Regions from separate parts of the Homo sapiens genome. Here regions 1, 2 and 3 are each linked to region 4. The links are chromatin contacts, found by Hi-C in ENCODE. All regions are on one chromosome and are shown on one strand. The core of a region is the stretch at or near the end of the contact, and the rest is flanking DNA. Distances in the headings are between cores, read along the strand shown. Region 1 holds the start of UBE2D3-AS1 (UBE2D3 antisense RNA 1). Region 2 holds the start of MCUB (mitochondrial calcium uniporter dominant negative subunit beta). Region 3 holds the start of PLA2G12A (phospholipase A2 group XIIA). Region 4 holds the start of AIMP1 (aminoacyl tRNA synthetase complex interacting multifunctional protein 1).

Region 1 (3,331 bases), core at 644-3,143, 3.5 Mb after region 4:
GTTTTGTTTTTTGTTCTTGTTTTTTTTTGAGACAGGGTCTCACTCTGTCGCAGTGATCTTGGCCCACCGCAACCTCCGCCTTCCAGGCTCAAGCGATTCTCCGGCCTCAGCCTCCCAAGCAGCTGGGATTACAGGCGCCCGCCACTACGCCCAGCTAATTTTTTGTATTTTTAGTAGAGATGGGGTTTCACTGTTTTGGCCAGGCTGGTCTCGAACTCCTGATCTCATATGATCCACCCGTCTCAGCCTCCCAAAGTGCTGGGATTACAGGCGTGGCCACTATTACTACTATACATTTGTTTCACACTATGGCCAGTTAATGTCTGACTGGTTACTTTAATAACTGACATTTATACAGCACTGTAGAGTCTCCAGTGTCCTTTCACATATATTATGACACTTTAACCACACAATCACCCTGTGAGAAAGGACAGTCATTATTACTTACTTTAGCGGTGAAGAAACGGGGTTAGAAGATAACTAACCAGGCCAATATCAAGCAAATGGGAAGCAATAACTAATCTGGGTTCCTCCCTCCATCTTCATGCCTAGTCCTGTGCTTTTAGTATATCTGGCTAGCTATGAGAGAGAACACAGATTATTCAGGGAGGAGGGAGGGGCCAGAGGTGTTACTGAGGTGAGCCTCATGAGCAGTTAGGCCATGAGGTAAGCACTTCAGTGCTTTGCTACTCACGGGGTGGTTCAGACGAGAAAAATCTGTATCACCTGGGAGCTAGTTAGAAATGTAGGCTCTCAGGCTCCACCACTGCCCTACCAAATCAAAGTCGCATTTTCAACAAAACCCCAGGTGGTTCCTATGGACACTAGTTTGAGAAGCACTGCTTCACTAGTGACACTACATGGTCACTTGAACAGTATACATTAGACTACTTATATTCATCATTGTTGACGTGTTAAGTTTTTATTAGGTAAAACTTTCTGCAACAGTTTTCAAATTAAGTGTATTTTTAAAACAAGTTTATTTTTCCAAGTAATTGAAGATCTCCACTTCGGTAACTGGGGTCATTAAGGAATGTTAAAAAACCTTAAGCTGGTCAGTGCTTACCCACTTTTAAATTCCTCATAAAAATTAAGGTCTTTCTTTTGCCTGAAGGATACACTAGAGAGCATAACTGCCGTCTCCATACTTTAAACCCTTGACTAAAACAGGCCAATCCTACTGAGGTAAATCCCACCTCCCAACTTGGATATTTCAGGAAGTATTGTATTGTTTTTCTGACTCTAAACTCTACCTAATTAACTAATTAGTCTCAACACTTTCTGGCTCAAGAACTGAAACACAGCAACAGAAGCTAAAGTTTGAGAATTTAAGCTTGTTCCCACATCTACACCTTGGCGGACGGCAGCGACTGATTACGGAGACCAGTGAAAACCCTGCCCCTAACTCTCTCTGTCCTAGCCCCATCCACTCAATTGAGCTTGACTCAGCCTGCTCCCTGCTGTTCTCAGTATTGCTCCCTTAGGGTCAGACGTGCACTAGACTTCAGCACGTGGGAGCGCTGATGAGCGGCCAACCTGGGTCTATTTAAAACTACTATTCCCATCTCGAGGGGCGCCTCCTCCCACAGCATAACCAGCCCAGGAGGGCAGGCGAGTAAATACTGCTCACCTGCTCCACCGGAAACCTCAAAATCCCGGCCCGAGCTAGACTAAAGGTATCTGGTAATTAATCCTTGGCACCTCCCACCACACGCTCCTGATTGGGCGCGTGAGACAAGGCTGTGTCTGCGCGCGCTCTTACCAGTCTGGGGAATTCCATTTCCTCTACCAACCACCGGCATAAGCATTCAGGGGCGTTGCTTTCCTGGCAGTGGCCCGCCCCAGTTCGAGCCGGTGCCTTACTGCGTCTCGCGAGAACTTATGCATTTTGGAGGCGGAACCCCGTCAGGAAAAGCGCACAAAACTGCTCTTAAGTCATTGCAGAGCTACCGCTTCGGTTAGCCAGCCACGAAGTTCTCGCGAGAGTCGTCTCCTCGATACCAAGTGAGGAAACTGGGGGACGCTGTGGGGAGGGGCGTGGGGCTGGATCGCGCAGCGGCTGCTTCCTTTACCTTCCTCCCATGGTCTCCTTCCGGTTCTCGATGCTTCTCTGAGCCTAAGGGTTTCCGCCACTCGTTCACCCTCCCCCCAGCTCATGATCCTCCTCCCTCCCCCGCCCTCCTGGTCCAATCTCCGATCTGTTTAGTAAGAAGGTGCTGTTCCGAGAAGAAGGAAAAGGGCTTGACACGTATTCACTCGGCCCCGGACGTGGGAAGCAAGCCGTCTGGCTTCGGCCTCACATCGGTCTTGTGCTCGGGACGGCGGCGTTGGCGGACTGATCCGCGGCGGTGAAGAGGCAGGAGGAGGGGGAGGGGCGGAGCGTGGCAGCTGGCAGTAGTTCCGTCAGAGCGGACATCTTGTGGCTGTGTCGTGCGCGTGAGCCCCGTAGGGCCGGGGAGGCACCAGCTGCCGCGCGGGGAGGAGGCCGAGGCCGCAGCTTGAGGGAGGCCCCGGCCCCTCTGTACGCGTGGGTGTGGACGGCTAGGGCAGGGAAGGGAGGCCGGCCCAGTGGCCGGCCGGGTAAGAGGGGCAGTGCGGGACCTGGGCGGCTTGAGCGGCCAGCCTATTGGGTGCGGTGGGTTAGGGTGGGAAGGTTGGGGAAGCCGCGGCCTCTCCTGCTGGAGGAGGAGGGGGAATGGGCGCGTCCTCGCGCCTAAGCCGGAGCCTCAGGGACAGCGCGGGCGCGTGGTGGAGGTGGCTGGGCGGGCGCGCGCGGGAGCGCGCTGGAAGGCGGAGTGAGTGTACGGTGGCGTCAGGGGTGACACAGAATAGCTCGCTGCGAGGATAGCAATACACATCAAGTCTCCCTTCCTTTATTTCCTTCCTTTTCCCGGCCGCACCTTTGGACAGAAACCGAAAGCAGCCCGGCGTCCGTCCGGAGTCTTATGCTTCCCCCTCCCCCCTTGCCTTTCTTTGCCCTAGTGACGCCGGTATAGCGCCGACTAGGCCCCGGCTCCTCCTCTGCTGGGCTCCGGACCCTGCCCCGCACCCACCCCTTTCTCCTACGCCTCTTCCTCTCCCACCCGGGTCTCTTCCTTTCTAGAGGCCGGGAAGTTAAACTTGTAGCCACCACCTCCGCTCTTCCCGTCACCCTCGCCCCCACTTCGGGCCGAAAGCACGGTACAGAGGCTGTTGGTGGCTTTGCCACGCCACCCCACCCACCCCGGATCGCGGCTGTCTTAAGGGACCTGGATTCATCAGGGGCTCTTCGGGGCCTGTGCGAGTGCTGATCTGCTCCGTTTTTGCAAAAGGCGCCTGTGTCTGGCAGAGC
Region 2 (3,395 bases), core at 568-3,067, 3.2 Mb before region 4:
GAAAACACTTGGGGCTGGTCGCGGTGGCTCACCCCTGTAATCCCAGCACTTTGCGGGGCTGAGACGGGCGGATCACAACGTCAGGAGTTCGAGACCAGCCAGTCTGGCCAACATGGTGAAACCCCGTCTCTACTAAAAATACAAAAATTAGCCGGGTGCGGTGGCGCGCGCCGGTCATCCTATTTTCTGGGGAGGCTGAGGTAGGAGAATCGCTTGAACCCAGGAGGCGGAAGTTGCAGTGAGCCGAGATCGCACAACTGCACTCCAGCCTGGGTAACAGAGCAAGACTCCGTCTCCAAAAACAACAACAAAAAACAATAATCTGTGTTTAAAATGGCATGTGAAAGGGGTTCCTCGTATTGGGTTGTTTTAATGTTTGGTATCTCTTTGACTACACAATGCAACACTTACAGTAAAAGTACAACCTTTAAAAGTATAAAAAGCCCATCTCCCCAATGACTTTATAAGTCTACCATTTTACATTTTAAGGAGTTTGCCCCTGTTCTTACATTTAGTAACAACATGGCCTTCCTCATTCTCTTTCAAACATTCCTGGAATTGATTTTCTGAATGCACTTAATCCTTTGGTCACAAGCTCAATGAAAAGGAAAAAAAAATGCACTTAAATATTCCCTGCATCAATTGAAACTGAAGCCCTCAGACAGCTGGAGGAAAAGGGGGGGAAGGAAAAAAAAGAACAAAATAAACAGGAAGTGAAAGTGACAAGAGAATCACACTGCTTACTTTTTGGCTTTTAAGCCTTTAACAATCTGAAAGTAATCTTAACAGTGTGGGGGAGGAACAAACGAAAACTCAGAAACAGCTCCCTCCCCAACCACACACACCCTGAAGGCTTTGGCTGTCTTTCCTCATCTGGGTCAGAGTTTGCACTCCCGGGCTCCTGTCAGGCTCCATCGCAATCCTCCTTAAACTCAGCGCTTTCCCCTTCTTCTAGTCTTTTTTGGTGCACATCCACTCTCTACTCCTCCAAGCCACGGTTCTCCACAGACCACAATACAACGGTGTCAGGCCAACTGTTACTCACCAGCACACTCATGATTCACCCGTCTCTCGGGTGTCTGAACAAAACGCGAGTTTTTCTTCCTTCTGGGAAAGGGAGGTGCTCGCAGATTTCAGGATGGAAATTTCACTCTCCTGCGACCGTCCACACCCGGGACGGTCACTGCCCCGTTCATCGTTTCCGGGCTCCTTAGGGGCTCGGGCACTGATCACCAAGAGGGAACCGGCCCCGCGGCGCAGCGGCTTTGGAAACTTGCTCCTGACCGAGAGCTGCAGCCCAGAAACTGCCTCCCAGGTTATTCTGCTGCTCCCAGGCCGAAGTCTGGTGGTCCCCGCACCCTATCTCGGCCCGGGTGAGGCACCCCCAGCCGCAGCGCTCTGGCTTCACCTTCCCCGGGCCCGGAGTCTTGACCTCAGCCCAGGCCTCCGTGACCCACGTCGGCCGCCCGGCCACCACCTGTCGGGACCGCCCGGCGCGCGGAGCCCGGCAGCCAGCAAAACGCAGTTGACTGCTCGGCCGCTCGGCTTTTGCTCCCGCCAAAGTTGTCCAACGCAAACTTTGCACCAGCCTACCCCGAACCCCCACAGCCCGGCACCCGCTCTTACCTGGGGCGGAGGCGGCAGCGGCCACGGGCGCGCTGGGCGCCAGGTGCCAGGGGTCGGCAGCAGCCGCGTGCGCCACGGCCAGAGGCCCCTCTGGAGCATCCTCCCGCCCCAGGCGCGCGGCTCCCGCAGGCGTCAGCGGCGCATCCTCCCTCAGCCGGGCTCCTCGTCAGCGCCTGGTGGCTCCGAGCTGTGGGCGCTCCCGCCCCGCCTGCTCGCTCAGCGCGCCGCGGCTCCAGCTTGGGCGGGCTCACGGGAGGGTGTGTCCCTGTTTCCACTTGTCGGCTCTCTACGCATCCGGGCGCAGGGCTGTTTTCTTTCCTCCGACCAAAAAAAAAAAAAAAAAAGAGAGCGAGAGAGCGGGAGCCCGAGAGCGGGAGCCCGAGGTCGAGGGCCCCCTCCTTCTCCAGCAGAAGACCCTCTGGAATGAACAGCAGCAGGCGACGCACACCTTGCGAGCTCTAGATTTCAAAACTCGCTGTTAATTCCCGGTGCTGCGTGCTCTGAGCGCCGTCTTCGCCATCCAACCCAGACGGGGATGAGACGAAAACAGCGTCCGGCATCTGGAGGGGGCAGGGCCGCTCAGGAAGTTTGTTTTCCCCACCGAGCTTGGAGAAGACGGATTGAAGCGGGTCGGCCGAGGCCTCTCCCACCTCCACAACCTCCAAGGCCTCTGCCCCGGGCTGCGGTGCCGGGCCCCTGCTCGCTGGCGAGTGCGGTGTGAGGCGGGCAGCCCGGGCCTACCCCTGCGGAGGTTTGTAGTTCACGGTATAGGGGCCCAAACCCGAGTTTTTTGGGAAAGTATCTCCCACAGAATTGGCTTCTCTTTTGAAGCACGTTTTTAATTGAAGAAGCTTCGGAACCGGTATTGAGTTCTTCTAACTACTGGGAAATCGGATGCTTTGTTTTGAGACTACTTATTTTTGAAAGCAAACCAAAGGCATTAAAGAGCAACCTAAACCAATTACAGTAGGGTTGTTAGATAAAATATAGGATGCCCAGTTAAACTTGAATTTTAGATACAAATAGTGAAGTATGTCCCAAATATTGCATGGGTCACATTTATTATTTTAAAAATGAAATATCTGGGATATACTAAATTATTTGGTGTTTATCTGAATTCAAATTTAACTGGGCACTCCGCATTTTTATCTCCTGAATCTGCAAGAGGGTTCAGTTAATGAATCAAAATTGGCAAACCTGCAATAAGTGGCAAATCACTCCTGGCGGTAATCTCCTTTCCTTATTGAAAAGGGAAAGAATCACAAGTTTCTACTATAGTAAAAACTTTATCACTATTAAAGGCTGATTCACCTGTGTTAACTAGCATGTCTTTCAAAATACAGTTGCCCCAGATGGAGAGTGACACATGAAACTTTAAGTTCATATGGGAAGGTAAATTACCTTACCTGAATCTTTTCCTCCTATTAGCTAGTGCTCCAAGTGAAAGAAGCGTGTATTTTTGTTTTTTTGTTGTGAAGGGTTCTTGTTTAATACAACTGAAAAGAATGCCTATACAAAGAATTGACATGAAAAAGCATTGATTCAACACTCATGAGCTAGGTTCTGAAAGGTGTAAAAAAATTACCTGAACATTTTTAGAAATTGGAAACTACAACTAAAACTGATAAAAATCCCTATTAACATTTGTGAAGAATCTTGATAATGTGTCCTGAATTGGTGGGTTCTTGGTCTCACTGACTTCAAGAATGAAGCCGCGGACCCTGGTGGTGAGTGTTACAGTTCTTAAAGGTAGCGTGTCCGGAGTTTGT
Region 3 (3,542 bases), core at 303-2,802, 3.4 Mb before region 4:
TTGTAGGGAGGAATGCCTTTCTATGTTTCTAACTTGCCCAAAGTCTGCATCCTTGTAAAGTAGTGTTCTGAATGTGAGCGATCATATTCATGAAGTGCCTGGCACATAGTAAGCACTCAATAAAGAGGGATGTAATTTTTATGAACTGTGCACTGAACGTTTATTATAAGCTCATTTAGTTTGTAACAAACACAAAAGGCCAAACCTAGAACTTATTGGTAATTCTTATAGAAAGGACACACCTATGCCCAATACTTACTCACTTTCTTTTTTTTTTAGAGTCTCGCTCTGTGCCCCAAGCTGGAGTGCAGTGGTGCAATCTCAGCTCACTGCAACATCCATCCACCTCCTGGGTTCAAGTGATTCTCCTGCCTCCGCCTCCCGAGTAGCTGGGATTACAGGTGCCCGCCACCACGCCCAGCTAATTTTCTGTATTTTTGGTAGAGATGGGGTTTCACCATGTCAGCCAGGCTGGTCTCGAACTTCTGACCTCAGGAGTTCCAGGCCTCCCAAGGTGCTGGGATTACAGGCGTAAACCACCGCGCTTGGTCTGCCCAATACTTTCAACATTGCTCTGGATCTTACTGTAAAATTCTTGGAAACTGCTGTGATACTAAGATAACCAGATATTTACAACTGATACAAAGTACTACTGCAATAGTTATTTATGGATCCCGCACAATGCTGGGGGCAGGGTGGTAGGTACAGAGAAACAAACGTCACTGTAACTATCAAGTTACAAAATCCCTTGAGTAGAAAAACAATGACTTCCTTAAGATTTATTTTACTTTTTACTGTATTTAAGTTTACACTACTGTTTCTTCCTTACCAGGGGAGAATTTTATGATTTTTATGTTGGCCCATTTTCTTTTTCCGGAAAGTCTAAACTAGCATTTAGCTCGTCCTGATTAGAGTCAGGCACCGCCAAGGCATGGGTTGGCATCTTCCAGATCCCGCTCCCCCAACCGCGGCCACAGCAGATCTGGAGGACCGGGAGAGGACGCAAGGAGGAAAAGCCCTGCTCTGCGAGCTGACAGCCGGACTCTGCCCACATTGCCAATGGAACCACGTCTTCAAGCCGGAAACTCAGCTGGACCTCTCGCAGCGCTCTCTGCGAGGGGGCACAGGGGTTATTTTCTCCGATGTTGTCCACACCCAGAAAAGCTTGTCTCTCGGGGCTACTGTGCTGAGCCCCGACTGGTCAGGTTAGGCCACCGGGGTTAGCTCTGCAACTCTTGCTTCACGGTTAACAGCCCGGAGAGCTTTCTTAAAAAATACCGACGCCCACTGCCACCTGGGACAACGTAATCAGGCTCCCTAGAAAAGGGGCTCAGGCCTGGGTACTTTTTAAGGTTCTCTTGTGAACCAGGACCAAGGGTCTTGGGAGGGTGCCGCGGAGACCACGTGGGCATGGAGGCCCCGCCCCCGTTTCCCGCCCCGCGCGCCCCTCCCCCGGTTCCCCGCCCCCCCCAACCCCGCCCCCGCCCCGCCCCACCCCTGCGCGTCCCGCCCCTCCCGTGCGCCGCTGACGCGCCGTGCTCCGGCGCAGGCGCACAGGGGACGGTTGCTGGCCCAGGTGAGCGGGCGCGCTGGTCCAGGTGAGCGGGCGCGTCCCCGCGACGGCGCTGCCTGCCCGAGGCGGTTCACGTAAAGACAGCGAGATCCTGAGGGCCAGCCGGGAAGGAGGCGTGGATATGGAGCTGGCTGCTGCCAAGTCCGGGGCCCGCGCCGCTGCCTAGCGCGTCCTGGGGACTCTGTGGGGACGCGCCCCGCGCCGCGGCTCGGGGACCCGTAGAGCCCGGCGCTGCGCGCATGGCCCTGCTCTCGCGCCCCGCGCTCACCCTCCTGCTCCTCCTCATGGCCGCTGTTGTCAGGTGCCAGGAGCAGGCCCAGACCACCGACTGGAGAGCCACCCTGAAGACCATCCGGAACGGCGTTCATAAGATAGACACGTACCTGAACGCCGCCTTGGACCTCCTGGGAGGCGAGGACGGTCTCTGCCAGTATAAATGCAGTGACGGTGAGGGGGCACCCGGGCCCAGCGAGGGCTCGTGCTTTCGGGGGATTGGGGTGACGGAGATCCTGGAGGTGTGAGTGACAGATGCAAGGCAGACCTTGACGGTGTCCTTCGGCTGTGGAAAAACTTAACCACTGCTAGAATCTTGCCGTTCTAGTGATTGAGCAAGCTGGGTACAAGTTCGCACCACTATTGTTAGAATGTGAGAGGTCACATTCTAACGGAGAGGTGTACCCCCCGTCCCATTTGCATTGCTTCTGAATTACCTTTTCCCCCCCTCAATTGCACCAAGTTGCCGAAGAACTTACTGACGTAGGAATCATGGGAATAGAGTGGAACAGACTGGTTTTAGCTCATTTTTGCTTCTGTAAATTGGATGAACATGCGAAGCAAACTGAGAATTTAAAAACCATGCCGTATTAACTTTCTCTATAATTGATATTAAATGGTTTTTTTTCTGCAAACCCATAGACAATAACTTGCGACCTTTGTACAGACTTTTGGTGTACTCGAGTGTTGAGAAAGGGTTCCGATAACTCTTCTTTCCTTAGATATCAGTGACCCGCCTCCTCCTCATTGTTGGTTAACGTTAATACAGTTATCTTCATTTACTCTTTTAATATTTTTTGAACTTTCTCTTTGAACCTGAGAATTTGTTTGGTGGCGGTATGAGTACTAATCAACTCAGTATTTCAGGCAGAGATAGTTCTTTTGTAGCACATTTTTGAGTGCTTAAATATTTTAATAGGTCAGAAAAATATTGGACTTTTGTTTGGAAATTGAAAATGTTAAGAGAGCAGTTGGGAGATCATGTTTCCAATAAGATTAGCCAAGGTTAGAGTCTCATTATGCTGGCAGCGGAAAATAATCGGGGATCCAGTGACTTCATTGTTGGAACCTGATTGTATAGGTGAACTTAAAAGGAACTGGTATCATGTAAACCTATGATGCCACATGCTGCCTGCAATTTTCAAGATAATTTCTAGTTTTATGTTAATAGAAGTAAAGGATGAACTGTATCTTGTATACTTTAAAGCGCTGAACAGGTGCTGAGACATGTTGCATTGCTTCTTAAATTTGTGCCTAAACGTTACCACCTAAACGTATGCTTCATGAAGATGTTTTTATTCTTGTAGAACTTGTTCGGAGGATTAAGTGCATAATTTAAGGATCAAATAGTTGCCTTTCCTAAAGCAAATGTTACAGTTTTACTTAGTCATTCCTATTCATTATACAAATATTTGAGTCCCAACTGTGCTTCAGATGTTGTTCTAATTTGAGATTCAGCAGTTAATAAAACAGACAAAAATCTCTGTCCGTGGAGCTTGAGTTCTGGTGAGGGAGAGATGGGCAGTAAACTAGTAAATAAGTAAAATTAGGGGAAGTGTGGAGTCTGATCAGGGCAGACGAGGGGCCATGTTGGAGGCAATTTACTCTTCTAAATGGGTTGTTCAGCAAAGGCCTCACTGATGAAAGAATATTTGAGAAGAAATCTGCACGTGGTAAGGGGAGGGAATGTGGTTAT
Region 4 (3,363 bases), core at 392-2,891:
AAACCTATAAAAAGAATATCTAAAATTGCTTTTTTATGGAAGTTCCTATTTCCCTTACCAGACAGCCTGCTTTCCCTTTACTGATGAGGACATAGGGGGTCCTGGAGGGTTTAAAGGATGGCTATAAGGAATGACTATAGGGTGGACAGCTATGAGAGGCCAGTCCATGCATTTCTAAATACCATCGTCATTAACACAAAAACTTTCCTCCCCAGTACAGAGTCCATAAAATTTAAAAAGGAGTATGCCTTGGCCTCCCATGACCCTCTTACCTCACAATAAGGCCATCTTTTACCTGGTTAAGATTTGCAGACTAGACCCATTACATACCTTGTCATTAAATACCTATAATATACCCTAACCTTTGCAATCTTGACAGATGTGATTTCCATTTTATAGACAGATCCAGGAAAATTACATGACTTATCTGAATCCCTTCAAGTACCACATAGCAAAGCCATGATTTTAACTTGTGTTTGCCACTCTGAAACTCACACTGGAATTCATTTTTCAAGTGTCCTCCAAAGCCTAATTAAATAAAATTAACCCTGTCATCTATAATACTCTTACATATCCAAATTAAGTGCATCAAGAATATAACTGGCCATTTCTTACCACCCATAGTCAAACCACCATTATGCTTCCTCTGGATTATTGCAAAACTCTTCTTATTGGTCTCCTTTCTCCTACCACGTCCTCCTCTGTGTATTTTCCTTAAAGAGTGACCCTCTTAAAAGGAAGTCAGAGCCCATCACTCTACTGCTCAAAACGCTCCAAAGTCCTATTTCATTTAGAATAAAAGTTAGATGTCCTCAAGATCTTCATGACCTGCTCGCCTTGATTTAATCTCCAGTGAAGGACTAAACCCTTCACTCAACTCTGCCCTACAGGCCTCCTTGCTATTCTAGCACGTTTCTGCTTCATGACCTCTGCAATGGCTGGTCCCTCTGTCTGACTGCACTTTCCCAAGATATTCGCGTGGTTAAATCTCCCACTTCTGTCAGCCCTTTACTTAAAAGTCATCTTTTCAGCAAGACCTTCCTGTGTCACTTTATACCCTTCTTCCCTGCTTTACGTTTCTCTTCAGGACTATCACGACCTAAAATACAGTATGTTTCTAATTACTTTGCTTAGTATGTGCCTTCCTCTCTAAAATGTGAGCTACAAGTAGACACAGATTTCCGTCTGTTTTGTTCACTGCTGTTCACCTAATGCCTAGAACGGTGTCTGGAATAGAGTGGGCGCTTAATAACTATTCGCTCAATGAATAAATTCCTGTCTTCACCCTCCTCTCCCCCAAAGCACCTAAGTCCTTTGACACACACATTCACATAACAGTAAATACGCTTAGGGATCGATATTTTTCTGTAGCATTCTTAACTTAGGCCTGCATCCCATTTCTCAAACGTGGCTCCTTTAGAAGGAAGTCTCAAACTCTTTCCTGTTTCCTTAGGCCAGGGCTGGTCCTGCTGCGAACGGACTACCCATTAGCAGCGCAGGCCAGGTCCTCTCTCCTGGAGGCAAGTTAGAGAAGGAAGACCCCTACGATCGCAATCGGCGATCCCCGAGTGAGTGACCCGCCACGACGTCACTCACATGAAGCGGAGGACCACGGGTTCCGAGACAGCCACAGCAGGAAGCATGTAGGTCCAGCCACCCGCGTACTATAGCAGTGAGAAAGGACCCAATGAGGTGTCCTTGCTGAAAGCCTGAGTGTTCTACAGATTCAACCCTCAATTCTTTCTTCCTCTTCCTGTGCTCAGTCCCATTAACCTGCCATACCACGCTCCTCGTCTTCCATTCCCTCACCCAGTATTTTCAATCGACCCCCCCCGTCCCCCCGCACCTCTTTCTCTCTCGCTATATGTCCTTTCGTGGCCAGTTTGGGCAAGGGGAAGGACACCACAAGTCGGGGTCTTTCCTCAGCGTTGGGTCGCGGTGGCTGTGAGGGCGGAAGAAAAGGCCAGGCTGAGGGGAGGGTAGAGGGTGAAAAGCTCGGATCTGTGTTTGGGGAAGGCCAGGCTTGCGCTCCTCGCCGGGTTCCGCGAAGGTTAACCTTGGCTGACTTGGCTCGCGAGCAAAGGGCAGCGTCTGAGCTCCCGGCGTTCCAGGAGTGGCCTCTTTTGTAGGAGCACCTGAAATGCAGCGTCTGGTGCACTAAGCCGTAGCGGCAGCAGCAGCCACAGCGACAGCGCTGGGGCCCTGTGTAGAAGCTCCATCCCCCTTGTCTTTGTGCTTGCCTGCGTCCCCAGACTCAGAGGCAGGTATTTGGGTAATCCAGTTTTCCGTGTCGTAGTGGGTGGGGTCTGTGGGAGGTAGAGGACTATCAGGAGCAGTGAGTGGCCCCGCATGTCTTCAGAATAGATAGAGAACCGAGCTGTGGAGCCGCTTGCTGATAGGTACTGTCTCCATCCCTAGCTACAGCCCGCCTTTCCTGTAAATCAGGTTCACCTGAGTCGTTTGGGAACCGTAGGCTTAGTAATCGCTCTGTCACTGCCTCAAAGGAAGGCTAAAGGAGGTTAGAGAATCTAGAATCCGCCCCTCCATTACTCACCTTGGAGGCAGAATTTTGCTTTGGTTTGTTTCTGGCCCTCGAGGTTTAGTCAGTCGTCAAAGTGTAACACCCCCTTGAGCAGTAGGAGAAAGTGAAGCAGAGGAAGGAAGTTACTTGAGGATTGTCAGTGGCTGCTTTTCAAGGATCCCTGTCCTGGTTTCTATCTATTTGAGACAAAAATAACCTCTTGAGAGAATGTATATATAAAATAAATGAATTAGTATCATTTTCCTGTTGAAGAAATGTGAAATTTTATTCATGATAAAATCGGCGTCTTTTGCCCTATTTTTTACTTTCTTTCCCCATTCGAGTCGTTTAAAACTCTAAGTTCTTTGAGGGCACAGAGTCTGACTTGTTCATTATCCTTTGCCCACCAGCTGGAAAAACAACTGACTTAAAATAGGGGCTTCAAAATATTTGTTGAATGAATGAATTTTCAAGCCCAACTGCTTGCACTGCTGTTTCCCTCATCTAATCTCTCATCTCTACGTTTTTTTTCCCCCGGTAGTTTTCTTCCACTCACGAGGTGTAAGTGAATGTATGTGTGTGTATTTTTGTGTGTGAGCCTTTTTATGTACAACCATTTAAGAGGTAGTGGAAAAAGAACACTGATTATGCTAATTAGTGTTTTATCTTTTTCGATCATTGTGTTTTATTTGGTTATTTTATTTTCAGCTATGTGATGATAAAGACATCTGATTGAAAATAAAATGGTCGGGCGCGGTGGCTCACGCCTGTAGTCCTAGCACTTTGGGAGGTCGAGGCGGGTGGATCACCTGAGGTCAGGAGTTCAAGACCAGCCTGGCCAG

The links. Hi-C counts contacts between places; a loop is a spot of excess contacts on that map. Pooled maps may share reads with other maps.
Region 1: a loop to region 4 is called in a map of ascending aorta, with 6 times the contacts of the local background. The contact joins the promoter of UBE2D3-AS1 here to the promoter of AIMP1 in region 4. A Hi-C loop is called at or near these places in 3 of 168 maps with a recorded cell type or tissue (ascending aorta, chondrocyte and naive thymus-derived CD4-positive, alpha-beta T cell), 2 of 37 single-sample maps with no recorded cell type and 15 of 50 pooled maps.
Region 2: a pooled map shows a loop between it and region 4 (16-fold over the local background). The contact joins the promoter of MCUB here to the promoter of AIMP1 in region 4. A Hi-C loop is called at or near these places in 7 of 50 pooled maps.
Region 3: a pooled map shows a loop between it and region 4 (10-fold over the local background). The contact joins the promoter of PLA2G12A here to the promoter of AIMP1 in region 4. A Hi-C loop is called at or near these places in 7 of 50 pooled maps.

Annotation. Positions count from the first base shown.
Region 1 is chr4:102,826,617-102,829,947 of GRCh38, reverse strand. UBE2D3-AS1 (UBE2D3 antisense RNA 1) reads right to left here and starts at 1,893. Exons shown (of 2, transcript NR_131186.1): 1 at 1,763-1,893. It overlaps UBE2D3 (ubiquitin conjugating enzyme E2 D3), which reads left to right and starts at 2,397. Exons shown (of 8, transcript NM_181891.3): 1 at 2,397-2,521; 2 at 3,312-3,331. RefSeq lists enhancers at 497-576, 617-676, 1,845-2,406, 2,078-2,467, 2,407-2,968 and silencers at 2,518-2,647, 2,668-2,717.
Region 2 is chr4:109,558,668-109,562,062 of GRCh38, reverse strand. It overlaps MCUB (mitochondrial calcium uniporter dominant negative subunit beta), which reads right to left and starts at 1,817. Exons shown (of 8, transcript NM_017918.5): 1 at 1,627-1,817. The coding sequence starts at 1,725. RefSeq lists an enhancer at 931-1,130 and a silencer at 1,551-1,870.
Region 3 is chr4:109,728,080-109,731,621 of GRCh38, reverse strand. PLA2G12A (phospholipase A2 group XIIA) reads left to right here and starts at 1,552. Exons shown (of 4, transcript NM_030821.5): 1 at 1,552-2,020. The coding sequence starts at 1,813. It also overlaps a transcript of CFI not described here. RefSeq lists enhancers at 558-1,434, 2,094-2,163 and a silencer at 1,424-1,763.
Region 4 is chr4:106,314,828-106,318,190 of GRCh38, reverse strand. It overlaps AIMP1 (aminoacyl tRNA synthetase complex interacting multifunctional protein 1), which reads right to left and starts at 1,641. Exons shown (of 7, transcript NM_001142416.2): 1 at 1,597-1,641. It overlaps TBCK (TBC1 domain containing kinase), which reads left to right and starts at 1,982. Exons shown (of 26, transcript NM_001163435.3): 1 at 1,982-2,260. RefSeq lists enhancers at 1,433-1,682, 2,173-2,232, 2,313-2,402.